Linked DNA regions of Homo sapiens: region 2 is linked to region 1. Evidence: chromatin loops called from intact Hi-C (ENCODE). Cell type or tissue: thyroid gland. All regions are shown on one strand. Links, peaks and the distances in the headings refer to the core of each region. The heading gives the core; the rest is flanking DNA. Region 1 holds the start of ZNF45-AS1 (ZNF45 antisense RNA 1). Region 2 overlaps ZNF221 (zinc finger protein 221).

Region 1 (5,388 bases), core at 306-5,305:
TAAAATTAAAACTTTTTTTAAAAAGGCAACTATCTTACTTATTCCTATTTTGATTTATTCTTCCTTACTGGGATACCAAGTCATTTGAGGATAGCAACTATATCTTTTTGTCTTGAGACACAGTTAGATAGATTTTTGAATTTTTAACAGAGCAATCTTTTCTCTGAACAAGTGGGAAAAAATCCTCCCTGCCTTACCTTTTAAATATCTTTTGATCTGGAGGAGAAAACTTAGTATACTCTAGAACAAAGGTCCTCTAAATATAGTCCCTGGGAACTTGTTACCAATGCAGATTCTCTGCTCTACCTCAGACCTACCGAATTAGAAACTCTGGGGCTGGGGCCCAGCAAACTGTTTGAACAAGCCCTGCAGGTGATTCTGATGCATCCTACATTTGAGAACCAGCGCTGCTCTAAAAACTGCTGCTGTGTTTTATTGAAAGCTTTTACTTTATTTTCATCAGTTCCCATTACCTGAACCCACCCTATGATTCGTTTGCCTGTAGAAATGTATGTCAATGTAAATCGGAGACTCTGATATTTCGTATGCATTACTGGTAGTCTCAAAGCTGCTTCCTATTATACATTCCTGATAGATGGGTTTATTTTACTTCTGAATCTATCCTCCTAATCACAGTGTCCTACAAGCAGCTGTTAAGACATCGTGTTCCATTTAATGTCACTTTGCATTTAACATCATTAGAATAAAAACTCTAAGGTATAAGATCCATTTTCTTTCACTGAGTTCTCACAGTTCGATCATATCCTGACAATGCTGCTATAGCCAGAAAGATGCCTCTTCCCTGTGAACTCCCAAGACAGGTCATCTGAATTTCTCTAGTGGCCTTTCACATCAACTATCTTTCTTATCCCTATTCCGATTTCATTTTCCTTACTGGATACCAAGTCATTTGAGGATAGCAACTATATCTTTTTGTCATTGTATCCTAACAAGTACAAGCACATGGTAAATATCTGATATTTGACTCAAATTTTGAAACTAGGGTTTATCCTCAGGGAATGGCTATAAAAGGAAGCAAAGATCTCTGCAAAATGGTGTTCATTATAGACTAGTTTTTAGTCAACAATTAGAAACATAATAGCTCGCAGTAGGCAAAAGGTTAAATAAATTATGAAGAGAAGGGCTTAAGGGCCTTGAAAGGAGGCTGTAATGGCATATTCACAGATACGTCACTGTTAGGCAGGACATTTCCAAAGAGAAGAAAGGGTCTCATGTCTTTAAAATTAAAGAGCATCTTACAAGTAATGAGGAAATATAAACTCACCTGGACTTTAGCTTTCAGATGTGTAGCAAAAATTCTTTCCTCTTTCAGGATCTTTTTTTTTTTTTTTTTTTTAACAGAAGGGTAGCACTGGAAAAGAGAAGGCAATCATGAGACAGCTGGGGTTTCTTGGATAGCACAGTAACTTAGAAAATACCCTCAATGATCATACCTGCTCACCTACTTCACCGAGCACAACCAGATGGGAGTAGGAGAGAAACTGGAACAGTGTTGACCTTCCCAATACAAGAGAGGCCAAGATCAGTGATGCCTAGGGTGGAATCTGTCTCTAATTCACAGCAGGTTCCTGGGGCTGGAGCTTTAGAAATGCTATGGTTACAAACATAGAGCTGGCTCCTCGGCGCTTCCAAGGGGGAAATATCCAGGAGGGATGCCTATTCCTGAGAACTCTTTATCGAGTCTTCTCAGAGCCTGCCTTGAGGCCGCAACCAATTTCAAAAATCTCGTCTCAAGATCAAGTCTGTGTTTTCTTGCTGGGATCCTTCACGCCTCCATGAATCTGGCTTCTCTCTTTTACCTGCTGCACATCCCAAGTGTCTGTGAGGCGATAGGGCTGAGGAATCTGCAGAGCCTAGAGCCTGGAGTCACAGTGACAATTCACACAGGTACACAACACTGTTCATTTGTCTAACGCACACACACGTACACAACCCTGTTCATTCATCTCACACACACACACACACACACACACACACACAGTCTCTCACAGGCACACAGAAACTCCTCCTCTGCTGCTCAAGCAGACAGGCCTGAAATTCTACTGAAACTCCAGGGATGACACGCCCCGTTCACGCCCTGGGTCTTCTGGTCTTCAGCGCCTCTCATCCTCACCGCCGGTTCCATTCCAACCAGGGACTGTGGAAGCCTCCGCTGATTTCTGTGGAGACGATCTACTCACCACGTAGGGGCTACAGCAGCTCGGACACCGGAAAAAGATCTAGAGCTCGAGGGTGACCCTAGCGCGGTGACTTCTGGGAAATGTAGTCCACCCGGAATAACCATGTCCACGGCGCCCGCCATTCTGTAGCCTATGCTCGGAGGGCACATGAGCAAGAGCTTGACCATCTGTACCGTTGGTTGACTTGCTCTATTAAGGGCTATGATTTCAGGTCGTCCTGCGTGTTTAGAGGAGGCGAGTGGAATCTTGAGTCTCGGCTGGAGAAGGCAGAGCACGGGCATGCAGACCTCAAAGCCTCAAACCTGCGTGTGAGAGGAGAAGTTGGCGAGCTCCAGCGTATGGTCCACGGTTGGTATTCTAGGTGCGAGCTGAGGACAGGGGCTTTTGTTTTTCGCGCTCCCAGGTAGCGCCAGCACCTATAGTAGCTCCAGGAGCACAGAAGGCGTTAAGTGTGCATTGGTTTTAGAGAAAGAATGCCTGTGCGTTTTGTGTTTTCACTCTGTGACATTGTGAAATTCATTGTGTGAGAACATGGATGGGGTTGTATTCCGGATTATGGTTTGTTTCTAAGTGTGTTACTTTGGACATGAAATGGTTTGTTTCAGATTTTGAGATTATGTAAATTTTTTAAGCCCTCTCCCTTCACTCCTACTCCCACTCTGAAATTTCTCATGCCCAATTGCCATTCTCTCACTTAAAATACGAGTCTGGCTGATTTGTCCAAGGTAAATACTACTATGGCCTACTTATCCATTAGGCTGAATGGGCAAAGTACCGAGAGCCCACAGAAATGTTTTCTTTCAAAATAAGAAAATGAATTTTAAGGTCAAAGAAACTTAATATCGTAGTCTACTGGCGAGTGTATAAATTGATATAATCACTTGGGAAAACTATTTGGCAAGATCTATTGAATTTGAATATATGCATTTGCTATAACCTAGCAGTTCCATTCTTACCTTTAACCCAAATGTAAGTGTATACATATTCACCAAAATACATGAATGGGGATGTTTGTGGCATTGCCATTTTTATTGGAATTGCACTCAATATATGGGTACTTTTCAGGAAAATTGGTATTTTAAACATTGTGAAAAGGCTGGGCGTGGTGGCTCATGCCTGTAATCCCAGCACTTTGGGGGGCTGAGGTGGGTGGATCACTTGAGGTCAGGAGGTCGAGACCAGCCTGGCCAACATGGCAAAACCCCGTCTCTAGTAAAAATACAAAAATTAGCCAGGTGTGGGGGCCCGTGCCTGTAGTCCCAGCTACTTGGGAGGCCGAGGCAGGAGAATCGCTTGAATCCAGGAGGTGGAGGTTGCAGTGAGCCGAGATCGTGCCACTGCACTCCAGCCTGGGAGAAAGTGTGAGATTCTGTCTCCCCCTACAAAAAAAGAAAAAGAAAATTGAGAAGGGACCTCCAGGAAGATGGAATAGATGTACTTTTTTCTATTTGTCCAGCTAAGTACAATAAAAACCCTGGGCATTAGTTATAAAAAAAGAGAAAAAGAACACTGAGTGGTAGAGAAAAGGTAGACTGGTGCTGAGTTCCCTTGATTTTCTTTGTGCCTCCTTTGTGCCAGACTTAAAGCCAAAGAAGCTAGCAGTCCCAATACACCAATGGGCACAGACAAAAAAGTCCCAGCAAAAGCCTGCTGTCTTTAGCCAAAAGACAAGGAAGAGGGCAGCCTAGCAAGAAGGAAAACTTTTAGACAATTACTGCCATGCTCTAGTCAAAACACCACAGGAAAAACCTTCAGCACTATCCCCAGCATGCCAGCAAAGACCCATGCTTCCACTCTTGCCTGGAGAGTTAGGACTTTCCTCCCCACCCCTCAACCCAGTGCTAACAGTAGAAGCCACATGGAGTGCAGTAATAAGGCACTCCTTTCCCTCCAAATTAGAAAGGTATCAGTGGAGGTCTAGTGGGAAACCGGAACTCCCACCCCTGCCACTAGTAATGAGGAGCCCCCCTGTGGGTATCAATGGAGGCTGAGTGGGAAATCTGGATTTCTGTCACCACCTAATAATAATGAGGCAGGATCCACTTCCCCTACCACAGTGATGTCAGAGGAGAACAGGTGATATAAACTGAATTGTGTACTCCACTCCCTGAGTTCATATGTTGAAGTCCTAACTCTCAGTACCTCAACATGTGGACTGTATTTGGAGATAAGGTCTTTAAAGAGGTAATTAAGGTTAAATGAGGTCTTTGGTGTGGGCCCTAATCCAGTATGACTGGTATCCTTATAAGAAGAGGAGATCAGGACACAGATACACAAAGGGTGTGTGAAGGTAGCACGTTTACCAGAAGAACATGGCCATCTACAAGCCAAAGAGAGAGACCTCACAAGAAACAATACTGCTGACACCTTGATATCAGACTTCTACCCTTCAGAACTGTAAGGAAATTAATTGGTGTTGTTTAAGCTGCCCAGTCGGTGGTACTTTGTTAGGTATGATCCAGAGCCTCAGATCAGAAAACCAAAAATGTTCAGTTCTAACAGAAAATCACTTACCACACCAAGAACTGGGAAGATCTCAAACTGAATGAAAAAGACTCAATAGATGCCTACACTAGGATGATAGAAATATTTGAACTATTTGACAAGAATTTTAAAGCATCCACCTTAAAAATGCTTCAGACAATAATTATGAACATGCTTGAAATAAATTAAAATATAGAATGTCTCAGCAAAGAAATCAAAGATATAATGGAACACCAAGGAATTTTGACTCCTGAGAAATTTAGTAACCAATTAAAAACTCATTGGATGTACTCAGCAGCAGAAAGGAAAGAACAGAGGAAAGAATCAGGAAACTGGAAGACAGAACAGTAGAAATGACCCAGAATGAACAACAGACTGGATAAAAGACCAAAAACACAAAAATGTGTAAAACTCTACAGAAATTGACATAACAATTATAGTTAAACATAGTAATACTCTGCTGACAATTGATAGATGAAAAATCAATAAGGACAGAGAAAACTTGAACAATATTATCAACCAATTAAATTTAATTGACATTAACATTCTGCCAAACAGCAGCAAATTGCCCAATTTTTCCAAGTACATATGTCAAGATAGGCCATAACCTGGACCATGCAACAAATCTCAAAAGCTTTATAAGGATTCAAGTTATATAAAATACATTCTCTATTCCACAATGGAATTAAATTAGGAATCAATA
Region 2 (5,388 bases), core at 272-5,271, 62 kb after region 1:
ATCAATATGGACCCACAATCCAGTTAAATAACATGTAGATTAACTGTTATTATTTCCAACTTTATTGAGGTGTATTTTACATGTCATAGAATTTACCCATTTCAGTCGTACGATTTAATAATCTTCAGGAACTTTGAACAGTGGTGTGACCGTCATCATAATTCAGTTTAGATCATTTTCGCCCCCCAATTGGACTCCTTGTGCTTATGTACAGTTAAACCTCATTCTCACCTCAAATCTGGAGCAACCACTAACCTACTTTCTCTATATATACATTTGCTTATTCTGGATATTTTATAAAATTGAATTTTACAATCCATGGGGTTTTTAGACTGGCTTCTTTAACTTAGCATAATGTTTCCAAGGTTCATACATGTTGTAGCATGAGCCAGTTCTTCACTCCTTTGAATTTCCAAATAAAATTCTGTTGTATGGATATGCCATGATTTGTCTATTCATTTACCCGTAGGAGGGCATTTTGCTTGTTTGCAGTTTGGGGTTATGAGTAATGCTGCTATGAACATTCATGTGCTAATTGAAAATACTTGTCTATGTTGGTGGTCGGCATTCCTAGTTACCATTTCCTGTCTGTTTTTCTGCCTTTCCTGGCACTTTCCAGGCATGATTTCACCTTCACTTGAACTGCTTCATTCAGGACTCTGCAAATTCCCTGAAGTAGAAGGAAAAATGACCACATTCAAAGTGAGTAGGGCTTGCCTCTCTTGCTGTTAAAATTCCATCTTACTACTCATATTGTCACATTTTTATCTGTCTTGGGAAGACTCAAGGAGAACAACAAGCATTTGAGGGCATTTTGTTTGCCAGATGCTTCCTTTGCTGCTTTTGAATTGACTTTCCGTTTGGTTTTAGTTCTTGTTTTCTTACATAATTTCTTTTCTGTAGTAGATAAAATAGTAGGAATGGATAATTCTTTCACTTCACTACTTCTCTGCTCACAAATTAGCTGTTTTTATCTTGTATTCTTCATCATGTACATTCATAACTGTATTTTTATTGATGACATACCTCTAATTTTAAATTGTGCTCGTTTTATATAATATTATATAATGTTCCATTTTTATATTGGTATCATAGTCCCAATGAATTAATGTACCTTCTTATTTTTAACTACTTCACACTCATAGACATTTAGGTGGTTTAGGAATTTTACTGTTTTAAGCAACACTGCTGTGACAGCTTTCCTATATATAACCCCTTCCCCCCAAAATTAATTCTGAAAACAAGATAGGATACTTTTGACATGTATTACATTGGCTGTTTTATAGATGGTAGATTATTTCAACAGGGCACAGCACATGAGGCTCTGACTGCTACTTCCCACAAATATTGTTGTTGGAGTTTTCACACAGGAAGAGCTAGATTCTGTGTTTGCCATGCCTTACTCATACCTTGTATGCATGTTATTTATTGGTCTCTTCTTATTCCTTTATGGAGTAAGCAGTTTTACCAAAGTAGTAGGTACCTTCATTTGAAATGTCCAGTGATACTGGAAGATTGGCCAATCACTTGTGTTGTGTTACTATATTTACTCAGAGAAGCAGAATGCAGGTTTTAGTCTCATCTTCCTCTTAAACTCATAAAATATGAGAAATCTGCTCAGATTCACATAGGCAACCAAGGTCAGGAATGTTAGCCATTCTGCTCATTTATAATCAAATAAGTGAGAATGATATTAATACAATGAATTCTTCTTCCTAATCATATTACCGAAACCATGGGAATATTTACAACCTGCTCTTAACCATCATAAGGAGAATAAGGGTACTTGTGTTCACTCGGAAGAGTGGGAAGTAGGTAAAAAATTTGGAAGAAAGTATGAAATTATGTAATCACAATTTTAAATGTGTTTATTGACATTCTCATTTTCATTTGACATTATTTTAAATAATCAGGAGAATAAAGTCTATATAAAATTATTTTCTTTACAGGATTGATAATAAAAAATATTTAATATGAAGTATTCATTATTTAAATAAAAAGAGATCATTTTTGCCCTGGAATACTTTGCAGATATGAAATGAGATGAAATAAATAACAATAATGACAGTTATAATAAAAATAGATAATATTTATTAAATACTTAGTCTTTGCCACACAGTTTTCCCAATGCTATATATATTTCCTTCTTTAATCCTTGAAAAAACGATACCAGGTGAAAATCATTATACAGACAGGAAACTAATGCATGTAGGTGAGCTTGTCCAAAGCCACACATCTAGGAAGGGACAAAGCTTTGGGATGTGCTCTGAGGCATGATGGTTCCATATCATGACATTGAATGATGCAACTAATGTATGTAGTTTGTGCCTTGAGCATATAGAGGATGCAATGCATAGCTGTCCCACACAGGTCACCATATACTGGTTAGTTTGACAGATACTAAAGAAAAGTTAACAACATCCACAGTTTGAGTATGAAAGGAAGACAATGGAAGAGAGGAAGACAATGGAAATTATCAAAGTTGGGACTAAACTTCTAAATGTTACTGGGGCAATTGGCAACAACACACTAAAACCTAAATACCTGTAGCCCAGGAGGCAGCATGTAGAGTCCTAGAGGGCTACTTACAAGTAGACTCAATGACTGCACAAAGTAAAAGTACAGGACTTCTTTTATATCATTGCACTTCTGATGAAGCTCATGAAAATCTGCGTGTGTCATTGTCAGGATATAGGCAGAATGAGTGGGAAATCTGTATGTTGACCTACATCCCTCAAGATCTAGGACAACTTACCACACCTGTCCCCTTTGCCTACTTAGTGCCACCCTTCTTTGAATAATCATTGGTCATAAGATTTAGGTTTTGTATGTTGGATATTTTAGGAGGCAGTGACATTCAAGGATGTGGCTGTGGTCTTCACTGAGGAGGAGCTGGGGCTGCTGGACCCTGCCCAGAGGAAGCTGTACCGAGATGTGATGCTAGAGAACTTCAGGAACCTGCTCTCAGTAGGTGAGGACAGGCACCCTCTGTAACAGAATGTTAGGCCCCAGGAATGGCTTTGTATTCCAAGTTTGAGTATGCATTGGGAACCTAAATTTCCAGTAAATTTTCCCTAGATATTACCTACAATGGGTTGGAATTAAGCATGTCACTGTGTGTTCACAGGGAATCAACCATTCCACCAAGATACTTTCCACTTCTTAGGGAAGGAAAAGTTTTGGAAGATGAAGACAACAAGCCAAAGAGAAGGGAATTCAGGTAAGAACCAAGTAACTGTGCATCCTTGTACATGACTCTTCCATCTGTTTTACTTCTGTCCATGCCTATTTCCATCACCCTGGTCTAAATTGCCAAACTTCTTTCATAACTTATTGCAACTGCCTTCCTTCTTTAAAGTTCCTTTGGCTTCATTATTCATGTTCATATTTTATTAGTTTAATAATTTATCATACAAGATTTTAGACTAGGAAATTTACCAGAATTAGTAACGGGTTAAGTGTATGTATGTTATTAATTATTTAATTCAGTCTTTTATTTCTACCAGGATTTTACATATGAGATGTGATGTGGTTCTAAATTGTTCTCTTGAAAACCAAAGACCATAGTGCACTCGGAAAACATGAACTTAATGTTTCCTGTTTTCATTAAAGTTTAATGCCATGTCCTAAGTGTGAAATCTTGAAAACATTGAATAGGGCTTCACTTGCCCACATATATTAATTCTGTGTCTTTTTAGGAGGCAAGATCCAAATTGAGATGGAGACTGTTCCAGAAGCAGGACCACATGAAGAGTGGTCCTGTCAGCAAATATGGGAACAAATTGCAAGTGACCTAACCAGGTCTCAAAACTCCATAAGGAACAGCTCTCAGTTCTTCAAAGAAGGTGATGTCCCCTGCCAGATTGAGGCAAGACTATCTATAAGTCACGTGCAACAGAAACCTTACCGTTGTAATGAATGTAAACAGTCCTTCAGTGATGTTTCTGTCTTTGATCTTCATCAACAATCACACTCAGGAGAGAAATCTCATACATGTGGTGAGTGTGGAAAAAGCTTCTGTTACAGCCCAGCCCTTCATATTCATCAGAGAGTCCATATGGGAGAAAAATGCTATAAGTGTGATGTGTGTGGTAAGGAATTTAATCAGAGCTCACATCTGCAAACTCATCAGAGAGTCCATACTGGAGAGAAACCATTCAAATGTGGGCAATGTGGGAAAGGCTTCCATAGTAGATCAGCACTTAATGTTCATTGCAAATTGCACACAGGAGAGAAACCTTATAATTGTGAGGAATGTGGGAAAGCCTTCATTCATGATTCACAGCTTCAAGAACATCAGAGAATCCATACTGGGGAGAAGCCATTCAAATGTGATATATGTGGTAAGAGCTTCCGTGTTAGATCAAGACTTAATAGGCATTCCATGGTTCACACAGGAGAAAAACCATTCAGATGTGATACATGTGGCAAGAACTTTCGTCAGAGATCAGCACTTAATAGTCATTCCATGGTCCACATAGAAGAGAAGCCATACAAATGTGAGCAATGTGGAAAAGGCTTCATTTGTAGGCGAGATTTTTGTAAGCATCAGATGGTCCACACAGGAGAGAAACCATATAATTGTAAAGAATGTGGGAAGACCTTCAGATGGTCCTCATGTCTTTTGAACCATCAGCAAGTCCACAGTGGACAAAAATCCTTCAAATGTGAAGAATGTGGGAAGGGATTTTATACAAATTCACGACGATCTTCCCATCAGAGATCCCACAATGGAGAAAAGCCATATAACTGTGAGGAGTGTGGTAAGGACTATAAAAGGAGGTTGGATCTTGAGTTTCACCAGAGGGTCCACACGGGTGAGAGACCCTATAATTGTAAGGAATGTGGCAAGAGCTTTGGCTGGGCCTCCTGTCTTTTGAAACATCAGAGACTCCACAGTGGGGAAAAACCTTTCAAATGTGAAGAGTGTGGAAAGAGATTTACTCAGAGTTCACAACTTCATTCCCATCAGACATGCCATACTGGAGAAAAGCTATACAAATGTGAGCAGTGTGAGAAGGGGTACAACAGTAAATTTAATCTTGACATGCACCAGAGGGTCCACGGGGGAGAGCGACCCTATAATTGTAAGGAATGTGGAAAGAGCTTTGGCTGGGCTTCATGTCTTTTGAAACATCAGAGACTCCACAGTGGAGAAAAGCCATTGAAATCTGGAGTGTGGGAAGAGATCTACTCAGAATTCACAGCTTCATTTACATCAGTAAGTCTATGTGGGAGAAAAGCCATATAAATGTGAGAAGTGTGGGAAGGGCTTTGGCTGGGCCTCAACTCATCTGACCCATCAATTCTCCACAGCAGAGAAAAACCATTCAAATATGAGAACTGTGGGAAGAGCTTTGTACATAGATCATATCTTTTTTTTTTTTT

Evidence for each region. A loop is a pair of places that touch in the nucleus more often than their neighbours do. Peaks named below come from ENCODE experiments on the same cell type or tissue, not always from the same donor. Only the 100,000 strongest peaks of a DNase experiment are listed, where the experiment ranks them.
Region 2: it touches region 1 in a loop (2.3-fold over the local background); 10 of 110 quality-filtered maps call a loop at or near these places.

The regions. Positions count from the first base shown.
Region 1 is chr19:43,899,583-43,904,970 of GRCh38, forward strand. It overlaps ZNF45-AS1 (ZNF45 antisense RNA 1), which reads left to right and starts at 2,284. Exons shown (of 3, transcript NR_184050.1): 1 at 2,284-2,562. It overlaps LOC100505715 (a long non-coding RNA gene), which reads right to left and starts at 2,221. Exons shown (of 3, transcript NR_038334.1): 1 at 1,455-2,221; 2 at 1,286-1,372. RefSeq lists an enhancer at 2,155-2,224. In thyroid gland, for the core only: no CTCF peak of the experiment used is centred there; a DNase peak (open chromatin) is centred at 2,279; H3K4me3 peaks cover 1,125 bases.
Region 2 is chr19:43,962,106-43,967,493 of GRCh38, forward strand. It overlaps ZNF221 (zinc finger protein 221), which reads left to right. Exons shown (of 5, transcript NM_001297588.2): 2 at 620-702; 3 at 2,845-2,971; 4 at 3,128-3,220; 5 at 3,699-5,388. The coding sequence starts at 622. The coding sequence ends at 5,251. Among named protein-coding and RNA genes, the nearest start is that of ZNF221, 14 kb to the left of the region's middle. In thyroid gland, for the core only: no CTCF peak of the experiment used is centred there; no DNase peak of the experiment used is centred there.